2 separate regions of the Homo sapiens genome follow, and region 1 is linked to region 2. The links are chromatin loops, found by intact Hi-C in ENCODE. Cell type or tissue: endothelial cell of umbilical vein. All regions are shown on one strand.

The links. Peaks named below come from ENCODE experiments on the same cell type or tissue, not always from the same donor. Only the 100,000 strongest peaks of a DNase experiment are listed, where the experiment ranks them.
Region 1: it touches region 2 in a loop (7-fold over the local background); 1 of 110 quality-filtered maps calls a loop at or near these places.

Annotation. Positions count from the first base shown.
Region 1 is chr12:74,801,300-74,805,299 of GRCh38, reverse strand. No RefSeq gene overlaps it. Among named protein-coding and RNA genes, the nearest start is that of ATXN7L3B, 270 kb to the right of the region's middle. In endothelial cell of umbilical vein, a CTCF peak has its summit at 1,872; no DNase peak of the experiment used is centred here.
Region 2 is chr12:75,328,158-75,332,157 of GRCh38, reverse strand. It overlaps CAPS2 (calcyphosine 2), which reads left to right and starts at 1,834. Exons shown (of 17, transcript NM_001355024.4): 1 at 1,834-2,291. RefSeq lists an enhancer at 1,878-1,927. In endothelial cell of umbilical vein, no CTCF peak of the experiment used is centred here; a DNase peak (open chromatin) is centred at 1,837; H3K4me3 peaks cover 589 bases.

The DNA of each region.
Region 1 (4,000 bases), 530 kb after region 2:
CTTTAGGTCTTTGAGGAATCACCACACTGTTTTCAACAATGGCTGAACTAGTTTACACTCTCATAAACAGTATATAAGTGCTGCCTTTTCTCCACAAACTCTCCAGCATCTGTTATTTTTTTACTTTTTAATAGCCATTCTAACTGGTGTGAGATGGTATCTCCTTGTGGTTTTGATTTGCATTTCTGTTATGATCAATGACTTTGAGCTTTTTTTCATATGATTGTTGGTCACATGTATGTCTTCTTTTAAAAAGTGTCTGTTCATGTCCTTTGCCTACTTTTTAACGGGGTTGTTTGGTTGTCTTCCTTGTAAATTTGTTTAAGTTTGTTATAGATTCTGGACATTAGATCTTTGTCAGGTGCATAGTTTGTAAAAATTTTCTCCCATTATGTAGGTTATCTGTTTACCCTCTTGATAGTTTCATTTGCTGTCTAGAAGCTCTAAGTTTAATTAGATCCCATTTGTCAGTTTTTGTTTTTGTTGCAATTGCTTTTGCCATCTTCATCATGAAATTTTTGCCCATGCCTATGCCCTAAATCATACTGCCTAGGTTGCCTTCCAGAGTTTTTATAGTTTTGGGTTTTCCATTTAAGCCTTTAATCCATTTTGAGTTAATTTATGTATGTGGTGTAAGGAAGGGGTTCAGTTTTAATCTTTTGCATATGGCTAGCCAGTTACCCCAACATCATTTATTGCATAGAGAATCCTTCCCACTTTGTTTGTTTTTGTCAGGTTTGTTGAAGATGAGATGGTTGTAGGTGTGCAGTCTTATTTCTAGGTTCTGTAGTCTGTTCCATTGGCCTATGTGTCTGCTTTTGTATCAGTAGCATGCTGTTTTGGTCAGATTATATAAATACACAGTCACTTTCTGCATTTAAAATTCATTCATTCCTGTTTAATCTCTAAACTTATATTCTATTCCAAAGTGGTCTCCAAACTCAATGCAAACCAAACTTCTGCTTGGAAAAGTGGAGTATTCAGCTCTTTTACTGCTTTGCTTTCTTTCTTCTTCTAGATTCCACATCCCCATATTTGAGGATAGGGAGAAAGGAAGATTTTGGGATGGGACAAAGGAAGATTTTGGGATGGGAGAAGTCATGTTTCTATACTTCAGTGGATTGAAGTTTGCAATTCTCCGTGTAGATTGCAAACTCATTTTGCTATCTGGAGAATGTTGGTGGGTTCCTTCCACAGCTTCTACTCTTCCTGAGAATCTCTCACATTCCCACATCTTCAAGATGGAGAATACAAGAAGCTTCATTGCCACCCATCTAAAAACTCAGTGACTTTTACCACCATAGCCACATAATCTCACCCTTTCCTCATATAATTGGAAGTGAGCAAGGAAAAGAAGATTATAGCAGGTCTTCTCTGCTGGAATTCAGTGAACTTTGGTAATAGAGAATGAGAGTGCTATTTACTAATCCTCGAGCATCAGGAAAAATCTTATCCAATATTCCATAATGTATTTGCTTTTTCCTTTCTTGGTATGCCCCTCTCCCTTCTATAGCCAATGAATTTCTATTCACGTTTCAAGATGCAACTCACATATTATTTTCCCTGTGACATCTTTCTCATTATTTTAGACAGATTTAAGAGTTCCCATGCCAGGACACCCATTCATCCCCTGCACACGATTCTACTACAGCATGTATCACATTTGTCAACATTGTACTTCCCTGGTCCCTTAATGGAAACCTGGCATCATCAAAAGACCCAATCCAGGACTGTTTTAAACAAACAAAATCTGAAACTCCTTTTCTCCTACTCTTCTGATTTTTTCTACATACCTTAGGAACTTTTAAAACATTAGGAATATGCTTTTTTTTTTTTTTTGAGACAGAGTCTCCCTCTGTCGGCCACACTGTGCAGTGGCACGATCTTGGCTTACTGCAACCTCCGCCTCCCAGGTTCAAGGGATTCTCATGCCTCAGGCTCTCCAGTAGCTAGGACTATAGGTGAGCGCCACGACAGCTTGCTAATTTTTGTATTTTTGGTAGAGATGAGGTTTCACTATGTTGGCCAGGATGGTCTCCAACTCCTGACCTTGTGATCCACCCATCTTGGCCTCCCAAAGTGCTGGGATTACAGGCTTGAGCCACTGCGCCTGGCCCAGGAATATACTTTTAATAAAAAAAAATCCCTACTCTCATGCAACTTGCATTCTAATAGATAGTGTTCATTCACTATTTAAAGTATTCACTACTGTTATTAGATTCATGCTACATGTCACCCTCAAAGTTGATCAGTGTGACACTAAACTGTTAATAAAGCACAGAAAACAGTTTGACCGAAAAGGACCAAAGGTTGAGATTTTGTCAGAAGGTAGAAAGATTTTCCCCAGATAAAGTAGAAAATATTTACATAAATGAATGAAAGAGGAATAAAAGACTGAACATGAAAAAAGAAAGCAAAGGGGTATAAACAGAGTGAAAAAGATTAAGGAAAGTTTTGAAGATAAGAGAGATTAGAGAAGGAAAGAAAGAAGTGGAAAATGAAAAATTGTCTGTGTGTCCCTCCCATCTGTCTAGCCCTTTCAATAACCAGGTATGCTAAAGGATGCAAATTTATATTAGTAGTAGCCTAAAGATGTAATTGGAAAATATATTTGCTAGGGAGAAAATAAAATCTGTAATGTTCTCCAAAACCAAAAATTTGTATAATCTAGGTCAGAGATTTTCTTCATGCTTTTGGACAATATAAATTGCCTTTGTTTCATTTACTTAAAGTATTCCTACTTGGAGAATACATTTGATAGTTACAAGTAAATCTTTAAATCATTTTCCATACTTCTAGGATCTGGTTTTTGTTGTGATATTTTTAAAAAAGATTTTAAAATGAGTGCATCGAGTCATTTTAGGACTATGCTACAAAAAATAGCAATCTCTTTAGAATGGTACAATGGATAATGAATTCTGGGACTGTGTCTGGTTTATGATTGACAAAGCAAAATCTGTCAATGATAAGTTTTAGCAGACTTTAGGAAGGGCCAGCTCTCCTAGCTACTAAATGTTTGTCACTCTAAAAACTAACCATATCTGCCAGGTGTCAACATATGAATTGCTGAGATTTAGAATAAAAAATGGGAGAACCAAAACATTTACAAATGCAATACATTTATAAAGCAACTATAGTGTTAATAGACAAACCATATATATGTCTGTGTGTTAATGAAAACATATATTTATTTATGTATGTTTAGTAAACACACAAGTCACAATATTGAATCTAATTTGGTAACAATATCTCAAGTTTTAGAGGAAAGTGAAATTTTAAGAGGTTTTATTTATCTGACATGCTTTGTATTATAGTCTAAATTATCTCCAAGTCTAGTAACCTTCAAACTGACAGCCCATTCAGAAGGCCCAGAATAAAATAGTGAAGTCAGAGCAAGCTTCTAACTCACTGTGGAATGTCCTTTTTAAACCGTAGTGCTGGCTGACAGTCTGTAAGGTTTGGTTACCCCAAAGAGCAATGAAATAATACTTGAGGGAACTTGTGTTGCGTAATCCTGTCAGGCTGTTTCCAAGGATTATATGACATTACTAAGAGATAGAACCTGAGCAAAGGTGGAAAGTACATATTCCTTTCTATTCTTTTTGCAATTCTAAGTTGAGGCTAAGCACTTTTTTTGCTTACTTGCTTAGTGAACTTTCTTCTATGAGTTCATTTTCATTCTTGTTTCTTAGAACCTTCAAGTTTAATTAAGCCATATATATATATATATATATATATATATATATATATATATATATATATGAATTCATATATAAGTAGGAAGTAATAGATATATGTTATTTTAATTTTTAAATACCAATATCTTTAAATATAAGGGACCTACTTTACTGTATGCAAGACATAGTCATAACATCTAAATAATTTGAATTTTGTACAAGGATTATATTTTTATAGTTTATATAAAAACCTTCACTATGTTTTAGCAATTGCTCTTTTTTAAATGGTTAATTTTTCAATTCATCTTCAAAATTTTTAGTAA
Region 2 (4,000 bases):
CAAAAGTAGAGTATATATAGTCAAACATAATCCAAGATTATTGCTCTTCTAAGAGACGTTTTTAATAAAATGTCTGAATTGTATACATTATGTTTTTTAGATCATGTTCCCAATGGCTTAGACAGCTATATTCAGAAATACTAAAACAATTTAGGTGTAAAAAGTCTAATTGCCAGGAATCAACAAGTGCATGTCCTAATGTTATTTTCTTGAACATCTATTTCTGGAATGGCCAAGGTTAGTTGGTGCACCAGAATTTTTAAGTTCTTTTATAACTTTTTAAAAGTTAAATTTAGGCCGGGCGCGGTGGCTCACGCCTGTAATCCCAGCACTTTGGGAGGCCGAGGGGGGCGGATCACGAGGTCAGGAGATCGAGACCATCCCGGCTAAAACGGTGAAACCCTGTCTCTACTAAAAATACAAAAAATTAGCCGGGCGTAGTGGCGGGCGCCTGTAGTCCCAGCTACTTGGGAGGCTGAGGCAGGAGAATGGCGTGAACCCGGGAGGCGGAGCTTGCAGTGAGCCGAGATCCCGCCACTGCACTCCAGCCTGGGCGACAGAGCGAGACTCCGTCTCAAAAAAAAAAAAAAGTTAAATTTAGCTTTCTGTTTTATTTTTATGTGTGTTTTCTGCTATTTATTTTTGCTTTTCTTTCTATGTGGGGGTAATGGATAGATGAATTTTATGGAGTGCAGCAGAAAAATACAGAGTGATTACATTATACCTCATTTCCTTCACTATTTTTATACTTTAAAAATTTATTTGTATTTTTACTCCCAAATTTGCACCAGGAAATACTGGAAATATTCACGTTTTGATACATACATTCTGAGGGGAGCTAATTTTGAAAAGTTACTGCAGATTAGAAAAACATGATTATGAAAGAACTGGATTAACTTTCATAAACTCTTACTTCTAATTTGAATATCTGACTCTTGGCTGTGTAATTTAGGAAAGTTAGTGCATATTAGAGTGGAGTGGATCCTTGGAATTATCTCAAACCAGCTTTTTCCCTTTATAGATGAGGAGTTGATGCCAAGATATTGTGTACAGAGCATACATAAAAATATTTAGGCCGGGCATGGTGGCTCATGCCTGTAAATCACAGCACTCTGGGAGTCTGAGGCAGGGTATCACCTGAGGTCAGGAGTTCGAGACCAGCCTGCCCAACATGGTGAAACCCCCTCTATATAAAGATACAAAATATTAACCGGGCGTGGTGGTGGGCGCATGTAATCCCAACTACTTGGGAGGCTGGGGCAGGAGAATCGCTTGAACCTGGGAGGCAGAGGTTGCAGTGAGTCGAGATTGTGCCATTGCACTCCAGCCTGGGCAACAAGAAGGAAACTCCGTCTCAAAAAAAAAAAAAGGCAAAGAATAAAATGCAGGTTTCTTGATTTCTAGGCCTTTGCCCTTTCCACACATCATTTTAAATTTTAATTATATATACACACACAAATACACATACATATATATGCAATTATTCATGTAATCATCTATATGTACATAGTCACACAAATTTAAAGTAATATCCATGTCTAATATCTATGTATCTCTATATAATATATTACAGTCTTTAAAAAAAATAAGTGCAAGCTCCTTGAGAGCAGATATTGTAGCATATGCTTAAATTTCTTCTCCTCAAAACGTCATTCTGGGCTCTGTGCACAGACAGGTGCCTTATGAAATATGTTAAACAGAATTCAATTAGACAAAGAATTACACAACAACCGCCGTGGATCCGGGCCGGGCTTTGGCCCTTTCCCTGCTCAGGAGAAGCGCGGGTGAGTGAGTCCGCTCCGGCTCCTCGCCGGGGTTTAGGGGCGCCGCGGAGCCGGTTCCCTGGGAGGCTGCGGCGGCTGTAGCTGAGGTTTCACCCCTTTGGGTTTTCCAGCCAGCAAGTACTTCTGAGAGCGTGGCGGGGTCTCCGGCCACAAGCTCAGTTCCGGTCAGCCAGGCAGCGGAACTGAGGAGGCAGATTGGCGGGGGCGGGAGGTGGCGTAGAACGAACAAGGGACTTGGGCCGACGACCTTTTCGTCCCTGGAGGTCAGAGTGTAATCAGAAGCCCTGCGCTGCGGCGCCTGTTGCCGGGCAACCTGCAGACGCGGGCCTGGACTGTCTAGACTGTCCTGTCTAAAGCTTTCTGAATGCGGTTTTTGGAGGAATCGCGCTAGTTTATACCTTTTCCAACTCTTCTAACTCTGGACCTCTTCTTACCGAGCTTGTTAGGTGAAATCAGGCTGACTGTCTCTTGTGCCCCTCGCCTGTCCTGTCCAGGAATCCCAGTTAGGTAGGGGATGGGGAATTCCTTCTGCTACACTGCAGGTGCTCTGAATTATAATATAATTTGGGAGCAGGGGGAGTGATGGGGTGAAAGGAGATATTACCCTGTTTTGCTTGAAATTAGGAATGACCTAAGTTTCAATTCAGATATCTGGGTCTGTAGTCGTCTGGGATCAACATAGACTTGGTCCCTACCTTCATGTAGCTTAAATACTAAATTGTATTTACATCTCTTTCTTTTTTTCTTATTTATGGGCTGAATTAAATCAGTTTATTTTTTGCTTTTCATTTTTTTCTGATTTGATATAAGTAACATAATAGCCAGTAATATTACTACCGAGAGAAGTGATAATAATTGGAAGTGGAAATAGTCATCCTTAAAAAAAAATGAGGGAAATGGGAAGTGTGTTCAGTTATTTTTGGTAGCACTAAAGACATTAGCCAACAGTATTTATTATATGCTAGCAATATCATCTCATGACATGCAGCCATTTAAGTGGGGACAGAAGCCATTTAGAAGTGCTTTCCCTTCCTTTTGCTACTCCCTATCTCCAACATAGCCCAGCTGGATATTCAGTGCTTAATGACAAAGACAACCCTTGGCATAGGTTTCAAAGATTCACTCACAGCCAGTTGTTTGCTGATTCTTGTGCCACCAAGTTTAGGTTTCTAATTTTTTAGTCCCTACAGCTCATTCCCCTCGAATTCTTCTATTACCTTTACCAGTGAGGATGTAGTACTGAAAAGAGATCTGAAACCCACGTGTGAATTCGGGTCTGCAATAACTGGCAAACATTTAGCGAAGTACAGTTCACTTTTCTGGATCTCAGCTGGCTCGGTTTGAAGATCAGAAGGTTGAGCTGTTTTTGTCTTTGAAGCCCTGTCAAAATCTTAAAATTATCTACATAGGGTGTCAGTTGCCTGACTGCTCTAATTCCATAGATCCGAAAGTGTTCCATGTATGACGGCATTGCCCTTTGAATACTCTTACTATATCTAAGTTAACCACTTTTGTGTTTTGTCATTCCGAATTGACTGACTTCACTTATTTAACAAACATTTGTTAAGTTCCTACTACATTGTGGGCTTTCTAAATCCTGAGACATAGGGTGAGCAAATATGAGGCTTACAGTCTAGCATTAAAGACTAATAGCTATAATGCAATGCTTTAAACATCTTATCTAATTGAAGACAGAATTTGTATGTTGGCATTGTGATTATGTTACAGTTAGATGCAGAGAAAGGAATCTAAGAATATGTGTAAAATGTATACATGTATTTTGCTATACATTAATTTACTTATTAACAAAATATTTACTACCCATGCTTTGTTAAGGGTGGGAGACGCCAACCTTCTTGGTCTTGACTGTTTATTAGGGGAAAGAAAATCTAATGACAGTGAAGAGTGAAGACTGTCCTGACTGGGGAAGTACAGGAACTGGGAGGACCTGGACATTTGAGGATTTACATGTTGCCGCTTTTTAAATTTGCAAATAAATTATACTGATTTGAAATGACCTATAGTGATTTGAAATAGCTATAAATGTTACTAGGATATAAATAATTGAGAGACTGATGTGTGGAGAAAATCACTTTGCTGATTGTTCAGCGTCCTTATCTCAACTTGGGTTTGTTAGCCAGAAATCATCATCGCGAATACAATAATTTGTGTGATTAAACAACCAACCCAACCCTGGCCTCCAAAACAAAACAACA